Regions from separate parts of the Homo sapiens genome. Here all the other regions are linked to region 3. Evidence: chromatin loops called from intact Hi-C (ENCODE). Cell type or tissue: PC-9. All regions are shown on one strand. Links, peaks and the distances in the headings refer to the core of each region. The heading gives the core; the rest is flanking DNA. Region 1 has its middle 12 kb from the start of ANKRD33B. Region 2 holds the start of MIR6131 (microRNA 6131). Region 3 overlaps ANKRD33B (ankyrin repeat domain 33B).

What was found. Peaks named below come from ENCODE experiments on the same cell type or tissue, not always from the same donor. Only the 100,000 strongest peaks of a DNase experiment are listed, where the experiment ranks them.
Region 1: it touches region 3 in a loop (6-fold over the local background); 43 of 110 quality-filtered maps call a loop at or near these places.
Region 2: a loop joins it to region 3, with 6 times the contacts of the local background. A loop is called at or near these places in 3 of 110 quality-filtered maps.

The regions. Positions count from the first base shown.
Region 1 is chr5:10,547,453-10,557,530 of GRCh38, reverse strand. No RefSeq gene overlaps it. Among named protein-coding and RNA genes, the nearest start is that of ANKRD33B, 12 kb to the left of the region's middle. RefSeq lists enhancers at 4,797-4,846, 4,997-5,794. In PC-9, for the core only: no CTCF peak of the experiment used is centred there; DNase peaks (open chromatin) are centred at 4,520 and 6,000; H3K27ac peaks cover 2,240 bases.
Region 2 is chr5:10,475,470-10,485,547 of GRCh38, reverse strand. It overlaps MIR6131 (microRNA 6131), which reads right to left and starts at 7,511; the gene lies at 7,403-7,511. It also overlaps a transcript of ROPN1L not described here. RefSeq lists enhancers at 177-471, 237-531. In PC-9, for the core only: no CTCF peak of the experiment used is centred there; DNase peaks (open chromatin) are centred at 3,717 and 6,237; H3K4me3 peaks cover 804 bases; H3K27ac peaks cover 2,755 bases.
Region 3 is chr5:10,622,776-10,632,853 of GRCh38, reverse strand. The region is part of intron 2 of ANKRD33B (ankyrin repeat domain 33B); the gene reads right to left. Among named protein-coding and RNA genes, the nearest start is that of ANKRD33B, 64 kb to the right of the region's middle. RefSeq lists enhancers at 180-249, 270-929, 1,100-1,179, 4,911-4,960, 4,981-5,260 and 3 more. In PC-9, for the core only: CTCF peaks have their summits at 4,575 and 4,781 (motif pointing right); a DNase peak (open chromatin) is centred at 4,883; H3K27ac peaks cover 855 bases.

The sequences.
Region 1 (10,078 bases), core at 2,946-7,945, 76 kb after region 3:
GCAGGGAGAATGCAGGCTGGGCAGCGACTGCATGTTGGGAGGCTCAGCCATCAGCATCCCTGACTTTGTCATTCTGATCTTGGGGAACACAGAAGAGGACCCTCCCCTGCAGCAGAACCCTGAGCCCTCCTTCCCTGGGACTCTGGATCCCTCCCAACCCTCCCTGAGGTCCTCCCGTCATGGTGTAGCATCTGTTTCTGCATCCACAGCCCACTCAGATCCCCACTCCACAACAGACTTTACGCCCCCACACGCTCCTGCGCTACCCCCACCAGCTTAGCTCACAGCTGAACCTTCTGCAAGACAGATCCGCACAAGCTGCACTTTTTCATCTTCCATTTCTTCATTTGACATATGTAATACACACAATCGAAAATTACAAAAGTAATTCACGCTTCTTGGGAAAAACCCCCCAAACATTATGCTCTACACAGTAAGAAGGCAGTGTCAGCCGGGCATGGTGGCTGTGCCTGTCATCCCAGCTACTTGGGAGGCTGAGGCAAGAGGATGGCTTGAACCTGAGAAATTGAGGCTATAGTGAACTATGATCACAGTTCTGCACTCCAACCTCAGTAACAGAGCAAGACCCTGTCTCAAAAAGTAAAATAAAATAAACATTTTTTAAAGAAGGTAATGTCTTTACTTTCATTTCCTCCTGCTGCTCTTTGAATTGCTGCCATCTGCTCCTGCCCCACCCACCCCCACCATCCCTGGCTTCCCCAAGGATCCCACAAGGGTTTCTTTCCTATGAAATTCAGTGGACATTTCCAGCCCTAAGCCATATTTGATGACGACATGTGCCCCATGCTTTGCCTGAACAGTGATCATCTCCAGGAAATACAGACACAGTCCCCTGGATTCCCTTCAGCTGTCCATACTATGGTCATCCAAGCACTGTAAACAGAGCTGGAAAGTGGGGATCCCCATACTCCATGCCCCTGGCAGTCCTGAGACCACAGGAAGGGAGAGTAGCCTGGAGTTCTGCTCATAGCCTTGCAGAGGGGCAAGGCTGAGGACTGAATTCTCTAGGACAGAGACTGTTCCCTGTTGTATGCTAAAGCAGCACGTGGCTTGAGTGCCTGGGAAACATTTCTGATGACTAAGTGAAGGAGGGATGGCTGAGCCAGCCCAGCTCTCCTGTGACCCTAAACCTAAAGCAACCTACTCCACCTACCTAACCCAGAAGCGACATGCTTAGCAGTGCCAAAGCTCAGCTCAACCCTGGCACAAAGTGTGTGGGAACAAAATCCACGCTCCTAAGACGTGGACTGCAATGGAGCTGGAGCTGATGGTTACTAATTTTCTTCCTTTTCTTTCTTTCTTTTTTTTTTTCTTTTTCTTTGAGACAAGGTCTTACTCTATCACCCAGAATGGGATGCAGTGGCAAATCATAACTCACTGCAGCCTCCAACTCCTGGACTCAAGCAATCCTCCCACCTCAGCCTCCCAAGTAGCTGGGACCACAGGCATGCATCACCATGCCCGGCTAATTTTTTATTTTTTGTAGAGATAGGGTCTCCCTATGCTATATTGCCCAGGCTGGTTTTGAACTCCTGGGCTCAAGCCATCCTCCTGCTGTGTCCTCCCACAGTGCTGGGATTACAGGTGCAAGCCACTGCACCTGGCCCATTACTACTTTTCACTAGCACACTTTTTTTTGCACTTGAGTACGACTGCCTCTGTTTCCATGGCTGTATATGTATATAGGGTTTAGACTCTCTCAGACAATTCACCAGAACATTTTGGTATTTCATTTTTAGAACCAAAAATACCCCAAGTTTATAATGATAAAAATTCCCAAGTTCTATTCTCTCTCCTAATCTGGAGTTATTCAGTCAACTGGCTTACTGAGCACGGCAGATGCACACTCCACTTCTCAATATGCACACTTTGTCATGGTTTTCCTCCTCAGAAGCCCCCACCGGTGACTCATGCCCACATTCCCTGTGTCAGCAGCCGGCTCCCAGGCCCCGCAGCAGACCTGCCAGGATGCCTCGGGGCTTGTGGCTTCTGGTCTCTTTGTTGGCATAGACTTCCCCTCCCATCCCTTGTAAACATTTTCCTCAATAGTATTTACTCAGTTTGATGTATTACTTACATATGTAGTCCAGATATCCACTGCAGGCATTGGGAGGGAGAGAAGAGGATCCCGGTGTCATCCTGCTTGCAGTTATTCATAATGTTGAGATTCCTGTGTGTGCAACCTGTTCACAGGATGTGCAGCTACCGAGCACTCAAACTGGAAGGGCGGGAAGGTGTTGCTGAAGAGGTGGGATGTCACCGAAAAGAACAGGACCTCAATAAAACTCTCAAGTTTAGGTGGTGGAGCAGAAAGTATAGTCTGTTGAGGGGAATAGACCAGACACACATACACGCATGCCTCAGAGGACAGAGCAGCACAGCCGGTTTTGACTTCATATAAGAATTCTCTCTCTCTCTCTCTTTATTTATTTATTTATTTATTTATTTGGTTTTTGTTGTTGTTGTTGTTGTTTTTGAGACAGAATTTTGCTCTTATTGACCAGGCTGGAGTGCAGTGGCGCAATCTCAGCTCACTGCAACCTCCGCCTCCCAGGTTCAAGCGATTCTTCTGCCTCAGCCTCTCAAGTATCTGGGATTACAGGTGCCCGCCACCTACCCCAGTTAATTTTTGTATTTTTAGTAGAGACGGGGTTTCACCATGTTGGCCAGACTGGTCTCGAACTCCTGACCTCAGGTGATCCGCCCACCTCAGCCTCCAAAAGTGCTGAGATTACAGGTGTGAGCCACTGAGCCCAGCCTCTTTTTCTCTCTTACATATGATTTTTCACTGCACCTCAACTCAATCTCTACTGTCTGTCTTTGAGTTCCAGATTCTGGGGCCCAATTTGCCCTTCCCCAGGTTGTCAGAAGAATGGAACCAAATCTCACCTCTCCCTTAGTTTCAGATCATCCACCCTTTGAAGAAGGTGTCTGAACTCCATCAGTGTATTTTTTAAGTCTTTTTTTCCTAAGCCCTAATGATATCTACAACTGAATGCCCTTCCTTTTCCCCACTCCAGCACTCTAGGGACCCTTGCTTTGGGCCCTCTATTGGGGCCGCTTCCTCACTTCCCTCACACTGTCTCCAACACCTGGCAGCTCCTTTCCACTGCTTCTTCCTCTTGCACCTTCCCACCGTCCCCAGCCTCTCGTCCTATCCAGTCCACCCCACACTGATGCGGTTCTCAGACTTCCCAGATATCACTGCACAATCAGAGGGCCGCAGGGGGACCACCGTCCATTACACATACGTCCACCCCATGAACTGAGATCACTCTCACCAGCGTAAAATCTGCTTTTATTGGCACAATATGAAATCACAACAAGTGCCCCCCACCCTCCACCCAGCACACCTGCATGCACACACACACACACACACACACTCATACACATGCATATACATACACAAGCTCTCCAGTGAAGATGAGTGTGTCTCTCAGTAAGGATTTCCAGTCATCAATACAGTGCTTTCTGCTCATTGATTCCCATGGTCATCTAGGAACATTTGCCACTAAGCAGTAAAAGGCACTGAAGGTAAAGTTAAAATGTTGGTGTAAAAGACACTGAAAATGGAGCTGGCCGAATTCTAGAGCCAGCATTTTTCTGTGTATTGGGAAAAGGCTGCCTTGTTTTATTCTAGCTGTGGATATTTCAGGTGGCTTAGGGAGCTTTCCACCTGGCCTCTCTCCTGACCTCCGCACCTCCTTTGACCTTGCCCTAGGACTTGCCCCTAAATATCTCAACCCTTTTCACTACCCAGATTGCCCCTAAAGGTTTGAGGCTGTGCCCTAAACCCCGCAGCTGCTGAGAGGCTGGACCACTGCCCTGGGCTCGGGGCGGCGGCCCCAAGGTGATTCTCCAATGCTTCACTTTCTGACACCCTTTGGGGCAATGGCTCAACCCTTTTCACCACCCAGCACCACAACCCTGCTCTTGCAGTTTGTCTCCTTTCCTGCCTCAGGTCACTAGGCAGTCTCACGTGAATGCCCCTCTTATCAAACTGTCTCCTGGCCTGCCCTTGGCTTCCGGAAGCTCCACATCATCCTGGTTGCTGAGTATTGCCCCGCAAAAGTCACACTGCTGAAAAAGAAGGCTACTTAAAAATGCGGGTGTCGGCCGGGCATGGTGGCTCACGCCTGTCATCCCAGCACTTTGGGAGACCAAGGCGGGTGGATCACTTGAGGTCAGGAGTTTGAGACCAGCCTGGCCAACATGGCGAAACCCTGTCTCTACTAAAAATACAAAAATTGGCCAGGCATGGTGGTGCATGCCTGCATGCCTATAATCCCAGCTACTTGGGAGACTGAGGCAGGAGAATTGCTTGAACCCAGGATCTGAGCCAAGATCGTGCCACTGCACTCCAGCCTGGGCAACGGAGCAAGACTCTCAAAAAAAAAAAAAAAAAAAGCAGGTGTGGTCTGCACACAGGAAGTTCCCAGTCACTCAGCAGTTCTTGCACTTGGCCTTGCTTTATAAACAGTCACCACTTTCTCTCAGTCCCACCCCACTTGGTCTGAGCAGGCAACATCACTCTCCAGTGGCGAGGGTTGAGGGCCCAAGGCACAAGGCTTGTCTCTGTCCCCTCCCTCCCCAGGCACCTTACCTTCAGCCCTGGCTGGCCCCCTCACACCCAGGGTTCCCATCAAGCTTAAAGAGGCATAGCCAGACGGCACCCTGGATAGTGCCTCCTGGGGGTCACACAGGCACCTAGAGACTCCCCCAAGCCTGACTAACACAGCACTGCCATCTGCCCAGGAGGCCTCCCTCTGCAGCTCCTGCTTCTCATCCCTCCCCCTCCATTCCCACTGCCACCTCAGGTGTCTCCTCTGTAGGCCTCCACATCCACACAGTGATCTATGGCATGGCACCGCTCTTGAGTTTAGAGCAGGCATGTCTAGGCTCAAAACCCCACCTGGCACCAACCCTGTGACTCAGTCATTCCACTCCTGGGCACGTACCCAGCAGAAATGTGTACATGTGGCCAAACAAAGACGTGAACGGGAATGTTCACGGAAACTTTTTTCACCGTGGCAAAAAAGAAAGAGAGGAAACAAATGCTCCCCAACAGTAGATTGGATAGAGTAGTTGCGGCACAATCATCAGTGCAGCACCGCACAGCAGTGAGAACGGGTGAGCTGCACACAACAGCATAAAGGAATGTCACCCGCTTAGCGTTGACCAAAAGAAACCAAACACAGAAGAGCACATGCTGTATGATTCCATTGACAGAAGCTTAGAAATCAGGCTAAACTAATGGCTAGTGCTGGAAATCAGGATAGTGTCTACCTTTTGGGAGGAAGAAGGGGTAGTGATTGGGAAGTGGACAAGGGAGGTTTTGGGGGCACTGGGAATGTCCTATCTGTTGTCCCAATGGGTTCACTTTAACATAATTTCATCAATCTATATACTTAAGATTTTTCTGAATGTTTGCAACCCTTCAATAAGTTTGTTTGTTTGTTTTTTTGTTTTTTGTACAGAGTCCTCCTGCTTGGGCCTCCCAAAGTGCTGGGATTATAGGCATGAGCCACCATGCCCGGCCCTTTTTTAAAAACTCAGCTCTTTTTAGCTTGGGTAAGTTATGTATCCCTGTCCAGGAATACAACACCTGCCTCACGAAGTGGTAATGGAAGACAGAGAAAGGCAACGCATGAGAAGCATCTAGTGTGGAGCCTGAAACTGAGCAAGCACTCAATATTAGTTATGATTATTAATTAGCCCTTAGTAAATGCAGAAGGAAGCTAAACCCACTGCCCCAGCTCTCTCCCTATCCCAGAAATTCTCTTGATTCCTGTAGCCCCTGTCCTGTAAGAGGTGCCCTGGGAACCACCTCAGTGCTAGTGCTCCACGCCCTGTGGCCTCCCACTGAGAATGGAATTCCTAGGGAGGAAGGCTCCCTCCCAGTTCCAGGCGTCCTCAGGGAGGGGATTCCAAGCAGCCCATTGGATTTCAGGATCCTCTGTAGCACTACTCACAGTTTAGGCATTTCTTGTTGGCTCTTGAGCTTAACTACGATTCAAATCATTGTTTACCCCAAATTCCCCAGGGCCAGATCACTGGTTGGGAATGCCCACCCCGGGTGTCCTCTGACCTATTGCTGCACGTTTAACCCAGAGAGTGCCACTGATATTGAAGAATGTGCTCATTAGCTCCCAGCCCACAAGACCAACAATAAACACTGGTTTTCTGGCCGGGCGCTATAGCCCACGCCTGTAATCCCATCACTTTGGGAGGCCAAGGCAGGCAGATCACCTGAGGTCAGGAGTTTGAGACCAGGCTTGCCAAAATGGTAAAACCCCGTCTCTACTAAAAATACAAAAATTAGCCAGGTGTGGTGGCAAGGACCTGTAATCCCAGCTGCTTGGGAAGCTGAGGCAGGAGAATCACTTGAACCCAGGAGGCAGAGGTTGCAGTGAGCCCAGATCATACCACTGCACTCCAGCTTTGGGCGGTAAGAGTGAAACTCTGTCTCAAACAAAAACCCTGGCCTTCGGATGGGCTTTTTCTGGGGGACATTATAACACCCTAGGCTCAGGAAATGCATCAGCTTCTCTTGACAAGTGGAACAGTCTTTCAGCTACTGTCTAACCCCTTTATGCTTCTATTTTCCTATCTATAAAGATGGGAGTGAGAATAGAGCCTTTCTCATAGTATTTTGGTGAGGATTAAATGAGCTAATTTATGTAAAATTCTTAAAACAGCGCCTGGCACATAAGAAGCATTGCATAAGCATTAGGATTGGCATTCCTGCTGTTGCTGGTAGAACACAGCACATTGCTTCTCTAATTGAACTGTCCTGGGGCTGTGCGGTGGTCCTCCCTGCTCCAAGCAGCCTCCAGTCATACTAGAGTTCAGAAGACAAACTGGAGAAACCAAGGGCAGCTTGGCAAGGGTACCAGCCACTTAAAAACTGGGTGCAATTCTGGAAGATTAAAAATGGCAGCAGAGAAAGACGGTGAAGGGCTTAGGCGGAGAGGTCATCAATGTCGTGTCCACACCTCCAATGCTTCAGGTGTCGAAAAGTAAGGTACTGGAGAATCACCTTGGGGCCCCCGCCCCGAGCCCAGGGCAGCAGTCCAGCCTCTCAGCAGCTGTGGGGTCCTTTTCCTCCAGCACATTCCTCCTTCCCGCAGCCACACCTCAGCCCTTCTCCAGTTGTGTAGTAGGACACAGTCACCTCCGATCTGACTGCCTTCTTTCCTTGTGGCCCAGGACAGGAGCATAAAAATAACAAACATGGAAGCATTTCCAGAACCTTACAGATTTCTACAACCACAGGCCTGATCTGGAGTTGCCAGCTTCTTCCACTATAACACCTGGAAAATCCATTGACTTCTCCCCCTTCTGGAAGGTTTCTCCATCTCCTACCAGTCTCTCCTATGGGCAGGTATAATCTTTCCCACCAGAGTGGCTGCTTCCCAGCCCTGAAGTTAGAAAAACCACCCGAAGCAAGGCGGGGCGCAGTGGCTTACACCTGTAATCCCAGCACTTTGAGAGGCCGAGGCGGGTGGATCATCTGAGGTCAGGAGTTCCAGACCAGCCTGACCAACATGGTGAAACTCTGCCTCTACTAAAAATACAAAATTAGGCAGGTGTGGTGACAGGTGCCTGTAATCCCAGCTACTTTGGGAGGCTGAGGCAGGAGAATTGCTTGAACCCGGGAGGCAGAGGTTGCAGTGAGCCGAGATTGTGCCATTGCACTCCAGACTGGGCAACAAGAGCGAAACTCCATCTCAAAAAAAAGAAAAGAAGAGGAGAGAGACACACAGAGAGAAGGCCGTGTGAACCTGTGAAGATAGAGGCAGAGGTTGAGGTGATGCCGCTTAAAGCTAATGAATGCCAAGGATTGCTGAGAGCCACCAGAGGCTGGAGGAGGCAGGAAGGAGTCTCCCCTACATTGTCCTGCAGATGCCTTGATTTCAAACTTCTAGCTTTTAGGATCATGAGACCATTCACTTCTGTTGTTGTAAGATACCTGGTTTCTGTGACTTGGTTATGGCAGCCCTAGCAAACCAACACACATGCTAACACATGCCGACATGCACTAACACATGCCGACATGCACTAACACATGCCGACACACAGGCTAACATGCCGACACGCACACCAACACATGCCGACACGCACGCTAACACATGCCGACACACATGCTAACATGCCGACACGCACACCAACACATGCCGACACGCACACTAACATGCCGACACGTGCTAACACATGCCGACACGCACACCAACACATGCCGACACGCACGCTAACACATGCCAACACGCACACTAACACATGCCGACACGCACACCAACACATGCCGACACGCACACCAACACATGCCGACACGCACACTAACACATGCCAACACATGTGCTAACACATGCCGACACGCACGCTAACGCAGACACATGCTAACATGCTGACACGCACACCAACACATGCCGACACGCACACCAACACATGCCGACACGCACACCAACACATGCCGACACGCACGCTAACACATGCTGACACGCGTGCTAACACATGCCGACACGTGTGCTAACACATGCTGACACACATGCTAACATGCCGACACACGCGCTAACACATGCCGACACGCACACTAACACATGCCAACACACATGCTAACACATGCCAACATGCACTAACACATGCCGACACACATGCTAACACATGCCGACACACATGCTAACACATGCCGACACACATGCTAACACATGCCGACATGCACTAACACATGCCAACGCACACGCTAACACATGCCGACACACATGCTAACATGCCGACACACGCACTAACACATGCCGACACACACGCTAACATGCCGACACGCACGCTAACACATGCCGACACGCACGCTAACACGCCGACACGCACGCTAACGCGTGCCGACACGCGCACTAACACATGCACTAACACATGCCAACACACACGCTAACACATGCCAACTTACATGCTAACAACACAAATCTGCGGCCTTCTTCGTGGCTGTGTAGCACTGAATGGCATTGACATGCCATCATTCATTCAAACAATCCAATGGTGATGGGCCCCTGGCTTCTTTCCAGTGGTCACTGTTGTAAACAAAAGCGCAATGCACCGCCGTGTGTATCTATCTTGGCTCAACTGTCTTTTATATGCTTATAATTATTTCTATAAGTGGAATTATTTATATGTTTTTTCCAGCTTTATTGATGCATAATTGGCATATGAAAAAACTGTACCTAATTACTATATACAATTTGGTGAGCTGGGCCATATAAACAGCCTCATGTTACCACAACTGAGGTAATAAACCTACCCGTCACCTCCAAAAGTTTTCTTGTATACCTTTGTTGTTCCTGTACTTTTTGTTTGTTTGTTTTAGAGACTGGGTATCATTATGTTGCCCAGGTTGGCCTCAAACTCCTGGGCTCAAGCAATCCTCTTGCCTTGGCTTCCTGAGTAGCTGGGACTGCAGGTGCAAGCCACCATACCTGGCTCCATATAGCTTTGAAAGGCTTTTGAAAACTTACGCCAAATCACCTACTAAAGAGGCAAATGAGAAAAAAAAAGCAATAAAAAAATACAAATAATGATTTATCTGAAAAGTTTCTCAATTTACAGAGCTGACTTTCTAGCTATCTGTTTGTTGCTATGCCAGAGGAATCAATTGTTTAAGAAAAAAAAAAGGTTTTGATATCACGTGAGTTCAGAGGCAGCACAGGATGAAACTGGGGAAAGCAGGCTCAGAGTCTAATTATTATTCATTACTAGAAATCACACTGAGCAGTGGTGAAATTGGGTCAGCAGCAGCATGGTGGGGGAGTTTGGTGGAAAAAAGGGGTCAGATATCTCCCAACTGTGGCTCGCATAGGAGCCACTGGGGATGGTGAGCATATGGATGCAGGAAGGTGGGTTAGATTCAGGAGAAAGTCTTTGACTCAGGCCTCAAGTAAGGACCCCCACCACTTGAGATGAAGTGCAGAGAACCCAAGAAGATGAACTGAGAGGGTGGAGCATGTTTGTTCATTTTGTTTCGTTTTGTTTTTTTGGCCCAGGCTGAAGTACAGTGGCACAATCATAG
Region 2 (10,078 bases), core at 3,169-8,168, 150 kb after region 3:
ACATTCTAAAAAGGCTTGGCTTGTTTTTCTTATCTAGGGGTGGGGTAAGTGCGCTTGTGTTGAGCAAAGTTGAGAAATATTTCTGCGGCTGATCACGGAGCTTCAGACCCACCATCCCTGGGGCTGCCTTCCCAGTAATCTCTAAAACCCATCTGATTCGGGCCCTTCCTGCGGTGAACATCTGTTTATCCACATGGCGCTCTTCCCTTCCCTTTATAAAAGGTCTCCACCCACGGGAAGGAGGCTGCCAATCACAGCATGCCCACCCTCTCCTCCACCCATCACATGACGCAGGTCATGTGGTGGTCACACGACACAGGCCTGCCTCTGTAAAGCATCTGTGCCCCTGGCCACAGTTGATTGGTCTGCTGTTGACACGTGACTGAAACTAGACCAATCAGAATCCCTCCTTCCTTGGGGTTTTTAAAATCAAGGCTGAGAAATTGTTTTTCAGGGATCTCTAACCTGCAATGATGTCAGAGAAGTACTGCTATCTGGAGGTGCTGGCTCATGGCAGCCTGCCCTATGGAAGTACCTGCCTCCCGGTACCCTGCCCTGTAGAATTTTTCTGCCACACAGAGGTTGCCTGCCACATGGAGAATGCCCACCTGCAGGGGAGGAATGACACCAGGCACAGAGAAACCTAGATCAAAGGGGGAGCCACAGGGTGTCTCGGCTCCATTCGCAAGCCACGTTATTCTTCCTGATGTCCCTGCAGTCACTACGGTTCTTAGAGCTCCCCAGAGTCCTAACACATTCCCTTTTCAGTCTAGTTGTTTGAATTTGATTTCTATCTTTTGCAACGGAAAAAGTCCTAACACATTTCCACTTTGGAAATCTTCGGATAGCAGCCATGTTGGGTCACAGGATATCATTCTCCTTATTGCCATTCAGAGACCTTTCCAATCTAACTCCATGTCCCTCACCTCTTCCCATGGAAATTTAGCTCCTGCACTTGACTCTTCCAAGGTACAGATATAGCCGGGGTTCTTTCATGCACCTGCTGGACTATTCCAGACCCCTGTGAAGCTCTCCCGGGTGCTTGCTGAGCAATCCCAAGTGCCTGCAGGACTCTTCCAGTTCTTTGGTGGTTGTTCGTTTTTGAGACAGGGTCTCACTCTGTCGTCCAGGCTGGAGTGCAGTGGTGCAATCACGGCTCACTGCAGCCTTGTTCTCCTAGGCTCAGGCGATCATCCCACCTCAGCCTCCTGAGTCACTAGGACTACAGGCATGCACTACCATGCCTGGCTAATGTTTTGTATTTTTTGTAGAGACAAGGTTTCGCCATGTTGCCCAGGCTGGTCTTAAACTCCTGGGCTCAAGCGGTCTGCTCACCTCGGCCTCCCAAGTAGCTGGGACTACAGGCATGCAGCACCACGCTCAGCTAATTTTTTAATTTTTGTAGAGAGCGGTGGGTTGGGGGGGGTCTCACTAATGTTGCCCAAGCTGGTCTCAAACGCCTGGGCTCAATTTCCAGTCCTTTTGTTTCCTCCCAATACTTGAGTGTCTGCACCTGGACAACAACATTATCCCATGTCATTGTTATAGTTAGCATCTCTCTTTCCCCTGGCTAGGCTGTAGACACTCCAGAGAGACATTGGGCCTGGTAGCCCAGGGTCCTAGTGGATTTCAGATCATAGAACATGCCCAACACGTTATTGATGGACCACGCAGATTCTCAGTGTGGCTTTTGAACTCTATGTTGGTGAACATACTGTGTTTCGGTGAATGTTTGCGAATGCTCGCAGAAAGGCCATAACCCACCTCCCTGCCTCAGCCTCCACCTCTGGAAAATGGAGGAAATAAAAGCTCTCCCTCATGGGCTTGTCAGGAGGACTCAGTGCCCGCGAAACATTCAGGACAGTGTCTGGCATCCAGTAAGCATCTCAGAGCATTTTGTGTGTCATTTACATTTTCTTTCCTCCCCCACCTCCTCTGTTTCACTCACCCTTTCCTTCTCATCTTCTCCTGCTATTTCTTCACCCCATCCCTGTCTGTCAGCCGAGGGAATCATTGGATAGCACGGGCACCCACCTCTGCAACAGGGAAATGCCTGGGGCTGGCTGTTTGGCAGCTGAGAATGTCTGCTGAGATACCCCTAAATAGAAGACTCCCTCCAACTCCGTGTATCTATCCCATCTGCTGCTTTCCAACCTCACCCCACTGCCCCAGTTTAGAGCCTCTGTCTAGACAGGTGCAGATGCTCTGACCCTCTAGACGTAATCCCTGGTTTATCTCGCTGGGAGCACCAGGCTGGAGACCCCTGCAGAGGACACGTCGCAGTTGTGCTGGCCCAGGGAGTTAGCGCAGGCTCCAGCATTCTCTCAACCCCCAAACAATCTTCGCTTAAAAGGTGAAAACGCTCATTTTCTTTTGCACACGTGCTTTTGGCTCTGATGACTCCATTCCCACCAGTCAGAGTCTCTTAATAAACATGAGCATGTGAGTAGTCAGTGCTGACTGTCTGGTTATATTCTCTGAGCAGCCAGGTAAGCTTGGGCATGTCCTTCTGTCATCCAAGTGTGCAGCCCTGGACCCCAGAGTCAGGGCACTGGGCAGGGAGGGGCCCTCTTGGTGAACCCCCTAGGTCAGCAGCTGGCAGCACACCTGGAAGCTGCTTCCTCACAGCTGGATCATGCTGCTAAGTTCTACCACGCTGAGCTTTCAGAGTGACTCCGTGTTGTCATCCTTCTCTTCATATAAGGACAAGAGTCATTGGATTCAGGGCCCACCTTAAATCCAAGATTATTTTATCTCATGATTCTTCACTGATTGCAACTGCAAAGACAGAACTTTCGAGTAAGGTCACATTGACAGATTCCGAGTTGACCTGAAATTTGAGGGGAAATTATTCTACCCACTACCGTGTCCATCCCTCCCCTTCCCACCAGGACCCCAGTTCCAAGAGCCCTTTCTCTGCCCTCATGCCAGAGCCCTGGCACCCAAGTTTGTTGGGCCATTAGACCATTACATCAGAGTTCCCCACTCCCCTAAAACCTGATCTCTCCTAACCTTTCAGAGCCCCACATGCCACTTAAAAATTCCCCAGAATTTATGGGAAAGAAATGTACATGACATTGATGTTATCAAAATGTCCATGAGTGACATCCACTTTTTGTTTTTCTGATCCGCTTTGTGTTTTCTGGAGCAGGTCTTTAATATACCAGAAAGGCCTTCCTAAGAGGAACTGTTTATGATACAGGAAATAGTAGCATTCGAAAAGGTTTATCTTTTACGGTTTTCGTTTTGTTTTGTTTTGATTTTTAATTGCGGTAAACTATGATAAGAAAGTGTAGCATTTTAACCTTTTTTTTTTTTTTTTGACGGAGTCTCGTCTGTCACCAGGCTGGAGTGCAGTGGCATGATCTTGGCTCACTGCAATCTCCACCTCCTGGGTTTAAGCGATTCTCCTGCCTCAGCCTCCCGAGTAGCTGGGATTACAGGTGCAACCATCACACCCGGCTGATTTTTGTATTTTTAGTAGAGACAGGGTTTCCCCATGTTGGCCAGGCTGGTCTCGAACTCCTGACCTCAAGTGATTCACCTGCCTCGGCCTCCCAAAGTGCTGGGATTATAGGCATGAACCACTGTGGCTGGCCTGACTCTCCTCTTGTTCCAGATTGTCTTTTCAGATGCAGCAAACAGCCTTGGAGAAGCAAAGAGGTGGTGTCTCCCTACAGAGCAGAGAGCAGGTTTGGTTATTACCTAATATTATAAAGATAACATCTCCCGCTGGGACAAAGGTTAGGTGTGTTTGCTTACTGCCCATTATAAAGCATCTGCATCCCCTGAGCTCAGGGTTTTCCCTCGCTGATGCAAATTCACTGCGCGGCAGCATCCACCTGGGCCCCCCACGTCACCCCCATGGGGTTTTGGGGACATAGGGAACCAGTGCAAACATTAAGCTTGTATTAACCATGTCTTCCATTCTCTGCATTCTGATGCTTTGATATCTGGGACCTTGCTGACCCTGGAGGGACTGCCCCACCCAGTACTAACCAATCCCCAGAGATAGTAAACCAGGCTCCTGCAAACATGCTTTTCAAATGCAAACCAACCAGTTGCAAGCCCATGCCCCAGACACCTCCTCTATTGGGTTTTCACACTCCAGGCCACTATCCACCTGCCTAATCACCCTGGGAGCAAGTACCGGACAACTAGGGACACAAACAAGGCTTTTGCCCACATGTCCGCTGTCTCCTGAGCCTGCTAACAACGCTCGTGGCCCTGCATAGCTCAGCGTGGCCCCTCCTCCTGGGAACTGGGAGTAACAAACTGTCCTTTCAATGACAATCATTTCCTGATCTGTTGGCCTTACTATAACTCAAATATTGCATTAATACACCACATTTTAAAGCAAAACTTATGCTGCTTGCTGTGCTGTGAGTAGCAAAGTCCTTTGTCTCTGCCCCGGGAGTCTCGTGTCATTAGGCAGCATTTGTCAAACTGGCAGGCTAACTTTTAGCCTAGGAGTAGGTAAAATCTCAGACCCTTCATAGCTCTTGACAAGACCCAGGTCTGCTACTGCGGTGGGTTTCATAGGAACTGTGGTGTTTGACGGAAGAAACAGACGATCTGGAAGCAGAGAAGAGGCCCTTCCTGTCTCCCCCTGCTCAAACTGGGTGTGAGAGGAAGTTGGATCCACTGGAAAGAGCTGTGGGTGGGCAGGGAGCTAGGTTGTCTGGCTTTTTTAGAAGGAGGAGGTAAATTTGAGGTCAGAGGGGGATTTGTCAGCCCCAGCTGTGGAGTTCTCAAGCAGATCCTCTCAGACATCAATGAGCACACGAGCTGCCTGGAAATCTGATTCTGACTGGGTCTGAGCTGGATCCCAAGATTCTGCATTTCCAAGGCTCTCCCAGGGGATGCTGATGCTGCGGGTCCTTGGACCACACTCGGAGGAGCCACTCACACTGGAGGACACACTCAACATAAGGCCACACTCGCTGGCATGCCTGGAGGATGGGGAGGGGAGGGCTTCCATACGGCTCCCACCTGGACCCCACTGCCCCCGCCTCACCGACCCACCCCAAGCACACGCAGTCTCAATTCCAATGTGTGCATCTGTTCAGCAACCAAAATAGGATTCTCCAGGCTGTGCCTCCCAGGGGATCCTAGGAATTTCCTGGAACAGAGATGGGGTTTTCAGGATGGCCCTGGTCTCCAGTCCCCTCCTGACAATCCTACTCCGGGAGGTTCATCTGGATCCCCCTCCAGCCTCCTGGAAGTCTGGCTGCGCATCAATTGCCTGGCACATAGATGACAGCCATTAAATGCTTTTCGAATTAATGAAAAAAATCTATCAGTCTATATTTGTGTATTTCGTAGCTCCAGGGGACAATCAAAAGAAAATAAAATCCCCCAGCTGAAATAACTACATTGGTTTATGGCCTATTTATTCATTTATCTGCCCTTGTGGAAGCTAAGAAGTTCCTATTTTTAGCACCTCCCATGCTCAGACATGGGTTATTTTTTGTCTTCAAACTCTCCTAAAGAGTTGACATGTTGGCTGGGCACAGTGGCTCATGCCTGTAATCCCAGCACTTTGGGAGGTCGAGGCAGGCGGATCACCTGAGGTTGGGGGTTCAAGACCATCCTGACCAACATGGAGAAACCCCGTCTCTGCTAAAAAGACAAAATTAGCCAGGCGTGGTGGCGCATGCCTGTAATCTCAGCTACTTGGGAGGCTGAGGCAGGAAAATTGCTTGAATTCAGGAGGCAGAGGTTGCGTGAGCCGAGATCGTGCCATTGCACTCCAGCCTGGACAACAAGAGAAACTCCGTCTCAGAAAAAAAAAAGAGTTGACATGTCCCAGCCTATTACCGCAAAGCCGTGCCGTGCATTTAGTGAGAGGAGACAGTAGGGACAGGAGCTCAGGCAAGAGGCCTCCTCTCCCACAGTGCCCAGGAAATAGTCACAAGGTGAGACGCCCGAAGCAGCTGCCAGCCGAGTCCCAGCCTGGCGTCCTGTGCTCTCCCTCGGGTTTCCAGGGAAGCAGGTGTGGCAGCCCCACCTCTGCCCACCCTGTTCTCACTCCACTTCCAGAGAGGAGGGTGCGGGTGTGAACTCTGCAGCCCGTGTTTGCAACTCTGCCAAGTAGGCGTGACCAAATGGCAATTTAAAAGCCACTCACCTAAAGATGTGGGGTGTCTGAGCCAAGCCTGAGCGCCCATTCTAATCCTGTAGAAATATTTGAAAGAGAATAGTCATCACATCTGGGGGGCTGGGCTCAAGATTTTTCTAGCACTGACTCACTCACAGAACTTGGGCAAGTCTTTACATTCTCCAGGTCTCAATTTCTGCATGGAAGCATGGAGACAGTCATTGTAGACCAGTGTCACTTTCCCTTATATGCTGGGGACTTGAAAGAACTATTACACACTCCAAAGTGACTAATTTATAGCTTAATCACTTGTAACATCTTTCTAACCTACTCACACACGTTACCATAATTATAGCAGCCACCTCAAAAACAAGGACACCAGGATAATCATGAAAACACTAAAAACAGAGTGCTAAAATATAGCTGATTTCGAAGGCATTAATCTTCCTAATCCTTCTGTGTGGACAAGAGGCTGCAAATATTGGTGAAAACATCATCCTCATCATCATCACATATCTTTACAACACCCTATATATTCTTTCCAAAATTGGCCATGCCATTTTGCCATCTTTTCCCGCTCCTGAGATAAGTAGAAAACTATTCTTATTTTCTCCAATTAGCACTTCTTTTAGGCATTGGAAACCTAGCAAGATTTGGGGAGGAAGATTTACTGGCTTGAAGAGTGTTTCCCACCCCAAAATTCATGTCCACCCAGAACCTCAGAATGTGGCCCTATTTGGAAACAGGGCTGTTGCAGATGTCATTAAGATGAGATCATACCACAGTAGGGTGAGCTCTAAATCCAACGACTGCTGCCCTTTACGAGAGGAGAGGATGCACAGTCGTACGCACAGAGAAGACCATGTGAAGAGGGAGGCAGAGATTGGAGTAATGCACCCACACGCCAAGGAATGCCAGGGATTGTCAGCATCACCAGAAGCTGGCAGAAGCAGGAAGGACCCCCACCCCCAGCCAGAGCCTTAGAAGGAAGTGTGGCCCTGCCAATCAAGTCCGGGAAGCTAGAAGTCCAAAAATTTCTAGCCTCCAGGACTGTGAGAGAATAAATCTCTGTTGCGGAAGCCCCTGAGTTTGTGATACTTTGTCGGGGCAGCCCCAGGAAGCTAATACAGAAAGGGTACTGGGAAACTGGGAGCCAGAGGCTCAGAAGGGAGCTCACAGAGGCTGCAGGAACTCAGCTACCACTCAAGTATCTGGAGAGGGCTCAAGGTTTCTCTGGTTGCACCTTGATCCATCCCAGTAGACACACAGTGCAGGGCCCACCACGTGCAGTCATGAAGCCGGGAGGACCCCGGGTCTCTGTCCACTCCCATCTGACCAGCCAGAACCCACCATCTCTGGCTCTACCCATGGAAGGAGGGCACCACCTGACCAAAGCAGAGGGAATGCGGGATGAGAAGGGGCAGCAACGAGTGTGCCTGATGTGCTCGCTGCTGATTAAAGCTTCCTTCAACAGAGAGTTTTATCCTGGAGGATTTTGAATAGTTTTTTTTCTTTTTTTAGACAGAATCTCACTCTGTCACCAAGGCTGGAGTGCAGTAGTGTGATCTTTGCTCACTGCAACCTCTGCCTCCCGGGCTCAAGTGATTCTCCTGTCTCAGCCTCCCAAGTAGCTGGGATTATAGGTGAACGCCACCATACCCAGCTAATTTTTGTATTTTTAGTAGAGATGAGATTTCACCATGTTGCCCAGGCTGGTCTTGAACTCCTGACCTCAAATGATCCGATTGCCTTGGCCTCCCAAAGTGCTGGAATTACAGACATGAGCCACTGTGCCTGGCCTTATCCCAGAGGATTTTCCAGAATATTAAGCATACATGTCCTCTTCCTGCCATCCTCACGGAGCATCTGCCCTCCTGTCATCTTGCTCCTAAGTTTCCCGCCCTTTTCCTCAGGTCCTGAGAGAGTCTTGATGGCTGACCCAAATCCTTCCTTCCTGTCCATCAACAGATGTCAGCTCAGTTCCTGGCTGGCTGCGTGTCCTTGTTCCACCTGTAGTAGGACCGCTTTGCTTTCTTCATCTATACAGTGTGAATAACGGTAGCAGGAGCTACCTATAGATGAAGGTAGCAAGTCTGTGGACTAGCAAGTCCGTGGACCAGGACATGGAGCGCCCCACACAGTGCCCAGGTCAGTGGCCCTCGGTAAATGTGGGTTAACCTCTTTAACATGTTGAAAAAGGTCAAGGTTAACTGCATAGACCCGGGGTCAGCAAACAATGGCCCACAAGGTAAAAATGGTTTTTACACTTGTAAGTAGTTGAAAAAGTTCAAAAAGAAAAATATTTTGTGATGTGGAATTCTATGAACTTAATTTTAGTGTTCATTAATAAAGTTTTATTGGAACACGGCCACACTCACTCATTTTCATATTGTCTATGGCTGCTCTCATGCTACACAGCAGAGCTGAGCAGTTGCAGCAGAGACTGCATGTCTGCAAAGCCCAAAAGATTTACTATATGATGCACTACAGAAAAGGGTTGCAGGTCTCTGATAGACTCGAGCCAAATGATCTAACTTCAACTCCCAGATCCAAGACTTACTAGCTGTTTGACTTTACACAAATTATCTGCCTCCATTTCGTCTCTTTAAAATGGACATGATAGTCCTCATTTTAACATATTTTTGTGAGAATTAGATACATTATTATTTTTAAGGTCTTAGTGCCAGCATATAAAAATACAATTGATGGGTTCGATTATTTTCATGTCTTTGTTTTAATGCTCATTCTAACTCTTTAAATATCACCGTCCTTCTACACCAGAGTAAAATGTAAAAAAATTCTCAAGCCTTCTTTCCACTTGAAACACAAGAAAAGTTCTTTAAAACTGACTTATCATTTTCTTCTTTTCATCGTTGTTCCACATGCAAACAGATCCAGAAACCTTAGCTCAGACTTCTCAAATCCCAGATGGATTGTAATTTGTTATATTGGAGAAAAAAAGAAAATCTGTGCTCCCTAGCAGATGCACAAGGACTGTTTTGTTAGTCACATCTGCCACGTTCCTACTTTTCAGCACTAAAAGAACTTTTTTGCAAGCTCTTCAGATCTTGATTCTGAAATGCAAAAGCAGAATGATGAGGCACGTATTTCCCACCTTGCCAGAGATGTTTTCCTTCTTTACCTAAATGGTCTGGAGTTTACACGCAATCATGCCCCGCAACACATAGAGGGGTCTGGCAGAGCTGGAACAGGAGTTGGGGACATTGAAAGTTGCCCCCTCAACACGCTCTCACTTCTTCCATGTGATCAAGGGCATGTGGCTGCTCAGCTAGAGACTGCATTTCGCAGCCTGCTGTGCAATTCAATGTGGTCACGTGGCTAAGCGCACCGCCTGCCGGCATGTGAGGGGAGGTAATAGACACCACTCCTAAGTATGGGCCTTAAGACAATGGCCTCCTCCCTGCTCTTCACCTTCCTATGAACTGCACCCATGCAGATGAGGGTGAAAGTCCATATGATGGCAAAGCGACAAGATGGACAGGACCTGGATCCCTGAATGATCATGTGGAGCACAGCAGTTCCATCACCAAGGACCCTTCATCTGAGGACTGGTATTTGAGAGAAAATAAACTTCTACGTGCTTTAAGCCACTGTGTGATTTGTTACTTTGTTACTGCAGCTTAGCTTTACTCTAATAGAAAGCCTCTGAGTCCATTACTTTCTGTAGTTTACAGAAGAGGAAACAGAGCGATGGGACAATCCTCCCCAAATCCCATACTTAGTTGCAGAATCAGGTCTGGAACCCAGTCTCTTACCCTGTTGCCCCATGCTCTGTCTGCTTAACTTGGGCATTATTTTTTATTTATTTTTATATTTTATTTTATACTTCTCCCTTCTTTTCTCAAGTGTTGAAGTGGGCATTATGTTTACTCTTTGGAGACAGGCCTATGTCACTTCAGCTCTCTGAAATTATCACCTGGTGCTTGGCACATAGTGCTACTTGCTGCTGGGAACAGT
Region 3 (10,078 bases), core at 1,896-6,895:
ATCATGCCACTGTACTCCAGCCTGGGCAACAGAGCAAGACACTGTCTCAAAATAAATACATAAATAAAAATAAAAATAAAAAAGGGGAAACTAGCATAGAGCCGTTCAAAAAGAGTGCAAGGTCAGGACCATGATTCACAGCTGGCTGTGCGGCCTGGTGTGGGGCCTCTCCACCCTGGACCTGAGGCTCTCCCAGTGGTGGGGAGCTCACCAGGAAGCCACGGGAGCATTCAGGAGGCAGAGATGGAGCCCAGCCCCCAACCCCGGGCAGGAGGAGGGAGAGGAGTGCTTGATTCAGAGAGCTCCTAAATGAGTGGATGGACAGGTCTGTGGTATGCAAAAGAGGAAAGCTGGAAATGACGCCTGGCCCCGCCACACCCCTGGTTCCGCTCTGCATGGATGCGAAGGTGCCTTCGTTGGGGGACACAAAGAGGTGGACACCCACGCCACCCGGGCCCGACCGGCTTCTCAGCCTGCCCCAGCAGTGCTCCTGTGCTTCCCGGTTGACTCTTCCCCAGGCCCCATGGGGAAAATGTTAAATTTTTCACATGGAAGTCACCGACCTCACGCAAACCCCTCTCCTGGATGACTCATCTTCAAGTTCATAGAGGGAACAGAAACCACCAGAAGGGAAGTCCCTCGGCTTTCCCCCATCGCCCCCCACGCTGCCCACATTCACGGGCCTCCGAGAAGGAAAAGTGAAATCCTGAGCCATCCAACGGACTGAACCGACCCCCTCCTGCCCAAGGGGACCCCAGAGAACCCTTGAAAACTGAGTCCTGGCTATGACAGGATGGAAGGGCAATGCGCCTCGTTATACCCATTCCTTGCTAACCGTGAGGCTTTCTTTCCTAAGTCTAAACAGAAACCAGCCCGTTCTAAAGACTCCTCCACTGATATAAACCAACCGCCTGATGCTGCCCCGCCGTTCTGCAATTTGGATGAAACAACCGACCAGCATTCCGTCCTCATGAGAGACACTGGCCATGGCTTTGGAGTGCGTCCGGCAGGTCCACAGAGGACGCGCAGTGAGGGTTTTCATGTCCTCTGCTTCACCTTTTGAGGTCAGGGCCTGAAAACTCCACCCTCAGATCATGCTAACGCTGTTGCTTTTTGAACACAGGTCCCAGGGAGAGGCACGGAGCTCGATTGCACACTTGCGTGTTTCTCCTCTCATCGATATTCAATGCTTCTCCCATAGCTTATGGAATATGTGTATTGAGCCACCTCCTTCAGCATGCATTGTTCTTCTGTCTTGTTCTTCTGCCCCTGGAAGGGTCTGTTTCTGGCTTCTGGCCAGAGGCGCTGCTTCCCTGCCACAATAGCCACCCTGCAGGCTGCAACCCTTTATGAGAAGAAAGCTCTTCTTTCCAAGTTTATGAACCTCGTCAATCCTCAGTTCACTTTTCCTATTGAAAACGCAGGGGATTCTCCTCTTGCTGAAGGAGGCTTATCCCTGCTCCTCCCCTCCTGTGCTTGACAGCCACTCCCTGCCCACTGCTGTGGAATATTTATCAGATCCCTCCTGTTTCTCATCAACCTCTCATTCCTTGCAGACCCACTTCCCTCAGAATGCTGTTGGGGCTCAGAAAGCAATACCCCACAGTGAAGGCCTCAGAAGCAAAGGTTTCTCTCTGCCCTCCTGCCCTCCCATGTCTCAGTCCCTTCTTCCCTGAGGCCAGCCATCCAAACTGGAATCCCTCTTCCCCAAGGCAGATCTTTGAAACCAGAACCCCTTTTCCCTAAGGCCAGCCTAAAGGTTCCCTAAAACCTAAAAATACTGCCCTAACATAAAGAAATTATCTGACTTGCCATGTCCGACTGTAGGTCATAAGACCCCTGTTCCAGGGAGAGTCACTCCCAGAAGGAAGAAGTGCTGCTCAGAGAAACCTAGAAGAATCGAGGAGACAGGCAGGCCTGTGGGGTTTCCCCACTCAGTCTATTTATTAGCATTATATTTCTTCTTCTTTTTTTTTTTTTTTTGACACAGTCTCACTCTGTCACCTAGGCTGGAGTGCAGTGGCGCGACCTTGGCTCACTGCAACCTCAGCCTCCTGGGTTCAAGCCATTCTCCTGCCTCAGCCTCCCAAAGTGCTGGGATTCTAGGCATGAGCCACCGTGCCTGGCCTGTCCAACTATATTTCTACATAACTGTCCACACTTTGTTGAACCTAAGCAGAAAAATGGAAAATTCCTCCTGCATTTTTGGGTTTTCATTCCGAAGGCTCCCATGTACGCATGTTATGGGAACATGGCCTCTTTTGTATGCCTCTTCTCTTATTCACCTGCCTTTTGCAAGTTGATTTTAGTGAACCTTCAGAAGGCCCTTAGTTCCTACAATGCACTAATGGCCCATCTTCTTCACACTGCCCTTTGTTAAGTGACTTCCCAGTTCTCTGTCTAGTGGAACCTTGGCCGATGGGATGTTTGCAGGCGTGATGGAAGCAGAAGGTTGAAATGTACTTATCCAGACTTTCATGCATGTTTGTGCCTCAGCTGTCTCCCCAAGAAGAGCATGCCCAGGCTGGCTCGCTGCTCCCAGGAAGAGGATGAGTAATGCATGCAGCAGAGCTGCCCCAGCCGAAGTGCCCAAGAACAGGTCCCCGACTTGCCCACAGACTTGAGCAAGGACAGTTTAGATCAACAGATCCCCAGCCCATCCACAGATGCATAAGCAATAAAAACATCCCAGAGCATGGGAGTTGTTTGTTACACAGCAATAACTAGCTGACATGCATGCTCAAGGGTCTCTCATCTTAAAAGCATATGTGACTCACAGCAACCCCTGTGGGCCGTCTTCATGTTCCCGCCACCCTCCATCAACCATTCAACTCCGCTTCAGTCCAATTCCAGATCCATCTACTCTCACTGTTGCTAATGACACTCTCTGACTTTGCTGAAACCACCCCCAGCAGTCCCCAGTGACCTTCTTACAATGAGACTCAGTGGTGATTTGTCAGTTCTCATCACATTCAACATCTCCCCAGCATTTCCCACTCACTCCTCTCTTTCATCCTTTCTGAAACACGCTCTTTCCATGGACATGCAGATGCTCACCCTTCTGATTTTCCGCCCTCTCAACATTCTGAGCTCCTGTTCTCTCCTTCCTGAAATGCTGCTGTTCCTCAGCTGCCTGCTAAGCCCCCTCCTTATCTCATACACTCTCCTTTGGTGATCCTATACACTCCTGTGGATCCAAGTTTCAGCTCTAAAGCTTCCACATCAACTCTTTCCAGTTCTATCTCTTTTCTTCAGTTTTTTACCTGAGTATCTGTCTACTGAGTATTTCATCATGGGTATCCTACAAACTCAATGCATCAAACCCAAAACATCTTTCCTCCGAAGCTACTCCTCTCCCACATCCCTTATTCAGTGATGAACACCACCAGTCACCCCATCACCCAAGCCAGACGGCTGGACTCAGTCTCAAGCCCTCCACATCCTCCCTCACCCAAGCAATCACCACATTCTGCCAACTGCACCTCTGACATCACTTGAGCACGGGAATTTGAGACCAGCATAGGCAGCATGGCAAGACCTCATCTCTACAAAAAAAAGTTTAAATTTCCTAAAACTGTCTTTGTTTCTCCATCCCTGACCTGGGCTACCACGTCCCCATGGGGCCACAGCTCCTGTCCTGACTAGCCTCCTTTGTCCCACTTCTGCCCCCATTCATTCTCCACACCAGCAGCACGGTGACACCAACAGGGGCCTCTGACCATCCCCACTACTCATCCGAAACTCTCCATGGGCTCTGCTCTTTAGATGAGGTCTCAACTCTTCAATGAGCTGGTTTTTACCTCTTCACCCTCAGCTCTCACCGCCAATGCCCTCCCAATCCACTTTATGGTCAAACAGCCAGCATTCCGTGTAATTCACTCATGAGCCACACTTCCTCTAATCTAGTGGCCTCTGCACAAGGAGTCCCTCTACCTGGAATATTCTGCCTCCTCTTTTTACTTGGTGACCTGATGAGCCATCCCTTCCAACTCCAGGTCTTCCCTGGTGCCCCTTGACCCACGGTGTCTCATCGTCCACGTTCCCATGCATATATGGGTTCCCACAGCCGCCACAGCCCTCGTTACCCAGCTCACATGCTTAAAACTTCCAACTGACTGCATGCTCTGGGGTGCTCAATAAATATGCATTAGATGAAAAGGCTGAAACATTCCTACCACTCCTTTGGGAAAAGTTTATTTATTGAAAGTATCAGGGTGGGCAAGGTGGCTCGTGCCTGTAATCCCAGCAGAGAGGCCAAGGCCCGAAGAGGCCAGGGAGGCTGAGGCTAGAGGATCACTTGAGCTTAGGAGTTAGATACAAGCCTGGGCAACATGGCAAGATCCCATCTCAAAAAATAAAAATTAGCTGGGCTGGCCGAGCGCAATGGTTCACGCCTGTAATCCCAGCACTTTGGGAGGCCGAAGTGGGTGGATGACCTGAGATCAGGAGTTCGATACCAGCCTGGCCAACATGGTGAAACCCCGTCTCTACTAAAAATACAAAAAATTGGCTGGGCGTAGTGGCAGGCACCTGTAATCCCAGCTACTCAGGAGGCTGAGGCAGGAGAATCACTTGAACCCGGGAGGCGGAGATTGCAGTGAGCCAAGATCACATCATTGCACTCCAGCCTGGGCAACAAGAGCAAAACTCCATCTAAAAAAAACAGGCAATAAACACAAACTGCTCTAAAAATTGGAAAATGTTACAGAATTGGGTTGTCTAAGATTGACTGACTCAAGGCACTCAAACTGCAGTTCTCCAGACCAGGCCAGTAGAGGGAGCTGTCGGCTTTGGAAATATGACATCATACCAGCCACGCGGCATGAACAGACTCCAGGAATTCTTAGCATAAGGCATTTACCATGCAGATGGAGGGGCAGGGTTAGTAGGGGAGGGCAGCATCCCTGCTCTTTGCAGGGCAGGCAGGGGTCTGAAGGAGGAGCCAGGCAAGCCCCAAGCTGGCTGAGGAGCCCTCCTGGCTGGCCAGCGGGCAGGGGTGTGGCGCTGCCATGGCCAATCAGAAGAGCTCAGAAAAGCTCACAGGAAAAGATAAGGCAACGCTGGGAAACCGAGACTCACCAAGTTCTACTCTCTTATTTGAAACGGTATAAACTGAGAAAAAAGGAAGCACTTCAAAACAACATGAACATCACAATGAGATCACACTAAGATCGTGATCGTGTGCACTGCTAATAAAATAAGATAAATAACATGAAGAGGCATTGTTCCTGGGTTCTGACCAAGTCATAAATTCTCCTCTGAACTGGGACTCTCCCCGATTCAGCTCAGGAACCAGGGCTCCCCCGCAGCCCAAACCCACAGCTGCCCCTGAGAATCCCTCCCGTTCTGTCCCCGTCCCCGGGCAGCATCCTGCCAGGCTGGCTCTCAGCACGTAGCCTCAGAATTTTACAATTAAATGCAAGAAATAACAAGTTGCAAGCACACATCAGAGGTTCCTTATACCCAAAACAAGCTTCACGTGCTGTATCCCATCACCAGCTCAAAGAGACCCCTGGCGTTTCCTCACTTTACCACGTCCATGCTATTCTGTTAAAGCACAACAAGGAAACAGAAATAAACACACAACTCTATCCATGGGACTTCTTGTTCCTTTCTTTGGTTATCTTATTTTATTTTTGTTAGTGGAGCGGTGGTGAAAGTTGAAATGACTGGCTAAATGAGACTTAGGGATTACATGGGGATTTATTTTCAAACGTTCTCTCCATTTACAGACCTAGTACAGATTTGGCTGTATTTTTATTGTGCATTAAATAGCCGAGGAAATTAGACTTTTTAGAGAACACTCAAAAGGCAGATGAAGGCATTTGCATCCGAATTCGTACTCATAAATGCTGTGTCCTCCAGAAACCCAGAGCTTCCAACTCTCAGACAACCAACCCAGTTGCCATAGCAAATAATATAAACATATGGTTGCTTTAAGATTGCGCTTCACAATGCTGATTCTGCTTAGTGCGACTGCTGTCTACACAAGCCATCCTCCATCACTGGTTTGGCACGGGCTTGTGACGCAACCCTGGTTGGTGAGATGGCAACGATACTCTGCTGGAGCCTTCTGGAAATGTTTTCCTGTCTTATAAAGGGAAACGCCGACAGGGATTTGCTCCTCTTCCTTGATGTCCCTGAGTGTTGCAACGTGAAGCCGTGGCACTTCTAGCAGCTGGGGCCACCTTGGGACCATGAAGGAAAAGGCGAATGTATTTCTGAGAAGTGGCTCTAGGTCCCAGCATCACCCAGCTACTCAGTGAAGCAACCCTGCAACATCGCCCGCAGATGTCTTGTGTTGCAAGAGAAGGCAGTGTCCTTGTGGTTGAAGCCAAAAGCATCCTAACAGGTACTAGGCTCAAAAGAGAGCTGGGGAAATACAACTGAAAACCAGAGTTTTGGTTCATTTGAGTAGGGAAATACTGAAAAGACTGATCTCAGCCAGGGCTTGCAAGAACACTCTTGGACACTCAGGGGAAAGGAGAAATCGCCACAGCTTTCTAAAGACCACTTGGCAGCTGCATACACTTAAAACAGGCACAGCCCTTGCTGAAGCAATTCTGTTCTAAGAGTGTGTCTGCACATTGCTTCTCCTCTTCCTTGCCCTGCTTTCGGCCTAGGAAGCTGACCTGCACCAACAGCACCTGCCCAGTTTCCGCCCCAATGAGGTTTCTGGGTTGGCTCAGCAGGGGACCAGGGTGGAAGGAGCGGGACATCTGGCCCTGCCTCCCACTCCGGCCCCTGGCTGCGGTTCTAGGCCGAGGCTGCCTCTCGGGTTCCAGCTTCTTGGCCTGTGTCACTCGGGTTCTAGGCCGAGGCTGCCTCTCGGGTTCCAGCTTCTTGGCCTGGGTCACTCTCTGCAGAGTCCCTCCCCTTAATCCTTTCAATGTTGGTTCCCTTAACTCTACCCTTCCCCCCGTAATTGACAGGCCCTCATCAACTCCTCTGTTCAGCCCTCTGAGACCACCTGTCACTCAACATGCTTCAAGCTGCCAGGATCCTAACACGCTGTCCTCAGAGATGCACCCCAGATCCAAAGACTTCACTACAGCCTTGCTGCCGTTGATTAACTCAAAAGCCCACCTGTCCAGTAACTGGGACAGTTAAGTATACCACGGTTCATGCATTTTACACAATATCCTCTTTTCCAACAAATATTTAAGAAGCAAGTACTTCATGTTCAAGGACTGGCCTAAGAGCCGGGTCCACCACAGTGAGTGAAGGCCAGTCATAACGCAGCCTCTCAAATTTGAAGTCTTGGTGGGGAACCGGGCATGAGCCACACATCCCCGTGCAGGAAGGCAGGGCTACGAGCGCCTGGCAGGGCTCAGGGACACCGACACAGCAGGAGCTTCTAGATTAATAACCATGTGAACAAAACCACTAAAAACACAGTCTCAACAGCACTAGCCCAGTCATGTGAATACAAAGCGCACATACATACGTGTGTGTTTGGAAAGGACTGAATGAGGTCTGAAGAGGTGACTCCTGAGTGCTGATAAGGGAGCTGGAATATTTGGAAGACAGAGAAGGGATCTTTTTCTTCCTCCCTGATAATACTTTTGTAGTCATTTTTGGCTGTAAGCAAATATGCATGGACAGCTTTTGAAATTAACAAATCATCAAAGAAATAAAACTGGTTATGAAATTGATTAAAATGGGACATCACCTGATTGGGCCTAAACAGCCTCTTTGGCAAAACAGCACAGGAAAGTCATGAACACATGCTCACCTGCCTTCCTCATTTTCACTTTAATTCCGTGATGCCTCTGTGTCTGTCTGACAACATCTCTCGTGGGGTCTGTGACTCTGCTGGTCTTCAGTGCCCACTGAGAGGGGTCCTTTGCCGTCATCAGGCATAAAATCTTCAAAGCTCTCCATCCTCAATGTGGGGTCCCTGGGCCAGTGGCATCAGCCTCACCAGGAAACCTGTTGATCTGCTCATTCTTGGGCCCCACCCCAGGCCTATTCAAAGAAAGACTCCAGGGGCAGGGCCTGGCAGTCTGTGTTTCCACCAGATCTGTGTTAATGCTCACATGAGCCAGCCCAGGTGATGCTGACGCCGGAGGCGCAAGATTGGGAGCCAGTGTCTAAGGAAACTATGCCCATGGGGACAGGGGCAGCCCCTGGAGGTTCAGAAAGAAATTAGGGAAAATCTCTTCGGCACATTGAGGCAATTAAGACACACACAAGGAAGCTTTTTAATCTGTGTTTGTTTAAATGGTGTAAAGTCCCTCTCCCCTCTGCCTCCGTATGCAACCTCAACAATTCAGTCCCAAAGCCTCAGGCAGCAGCCTAGGTTGGGTGTCCAGGGATCAGAGCCCAGGCCAGAGGGTGGGTGCACACAGTGGCGGCCACAGAGAGCTCAAGCAAATCAGTAAGTAGGGGAAGATAACAAAAGCCAGTAAAAAAGAAAAAAAAGGCCAGGCCCGGCGGCTCACGCCTGTAATTCCAGCACTTTGGGAGGCCAAGGTGGGCGGATCACTTGAGGTCAGGAGTTCAAAACCAGTCTGGCCTACATGGTGAAACCCCGCCTCTGCTGAAAATACAAGAAGTAGCTGGGCACGGTGACTGGCGCCTATAATCTCAGCTACTCGGGAGGCTGAGGCAAGAGAATCGCTTGAACCTGGGAAGCAGAGGTTGTAGAGAGCTGAGATTGTGCCACTGCACCCCAGCCTGGGCGATAGAGCAAGACTCAGACTCAAAAAAAAAAAAAAAAAGAAAAGAAAGAAAGAACGAAAGAAAACAAGAAGTAAAGAAAAAATACATTATAATAATGATTTTATTTAAATTGAAAAGGCAGAGTAAACCCATCTAGGCATCAAATCATTAACAACAGTTATCTCCAGAGAGCAGACTGAAGAGAGGGCTGACAGTGAGGTGGAAGAGGTATTCACCTCTAATTTCCTTGCTCATGTGGGGTCATTTTCCCCCCAAACACTGTGTATTGTATTTTAAAATCAGCCTCCAAGAACATCAGCCAGGCCAAGTGGAGGAAGCAGGATAATGGCTGAGGCCTCTGCCCGCCTCCTCCTGTCCACCCAGGCAGGTTTCCAGCTGTGATGCTGCCCTCAGGATAGCCCAGACCCTGGTACATACCCCGGCCACCCGATCCTGCTACCTGACTTGGACTCCAGCTCTGTCTGGCAGCACGGCTACCCCTGGGTGGGCCAGCTCCCAAGAGAGCTGAGAACACAGGAATCTTCCCTCCTATCCAGCTTCCCACCTGCCACAGTCTGAATGTTTCTGTCCTCCGAAATTCCTGTGCGAAAATCCTGCCTCCAGGATGACACTACAGCAGGTGGCTTTCGGAGGTGATTAGGTCCTGACGGAGGGGTCCTCGTGGTGGGATTAGTGCCCTCACAAAAGAGGCCCCAGAGAGCTGCTTATTTCCTTTATCACAGCCTAAGCAGATGAAGACACCATCTGTGACCAAAGGCAACAGAGAGAAGCCAGGAGTGTGACTAGAACCATCGAGGGACACCACCCAATTTCTGTTCCTTAAGGAAGATGGCAGGGACAGGCCTCTGTTGATGAGGAGGATGGGGTATTACACCTAATTCAGTGAACCCTGCAAAATTCCGGCAATGCCCCACAGATAGAAGGGCAGAAAAGGAGAGGTGGTCTATGGGGACGCTTTGAGACCCACTGATGCCATTTTTCAACACTCCAGGCACATGAGGCCAGGGAGGGCACTAAGCTCCCGAGGCCACCTTCCCCCTGAGGTCCCACCAGGCAAAGGGTGGGGGCTGCTCCTTGGTTGTTACAGGCTCCCATGCCACACTCAACTTGGAAGTAAAACTACACAGCCCAGGAGGGGAGTGGCTGCGGGGCCTGCACCTGGACCCGAGTTCTTCCCACCACGCCCCAGGCTGCTGGGCACTGAGCCTGGATGGAAATCAGCTGGAGCCCTTTCCTTCTTCCTTTGCCAGAGAGCCCTCCAATCTCCAAGAGGACCTGTGTCATCCTTGACTTAAAATAAACCAGAGAAGGATGAGCACAGTCCCTGCAGAAGAATGAGCAAGCCAGAAAAAAAAAAAAATAAAATAAAATAAAGCAAAAACAAAAAACAACC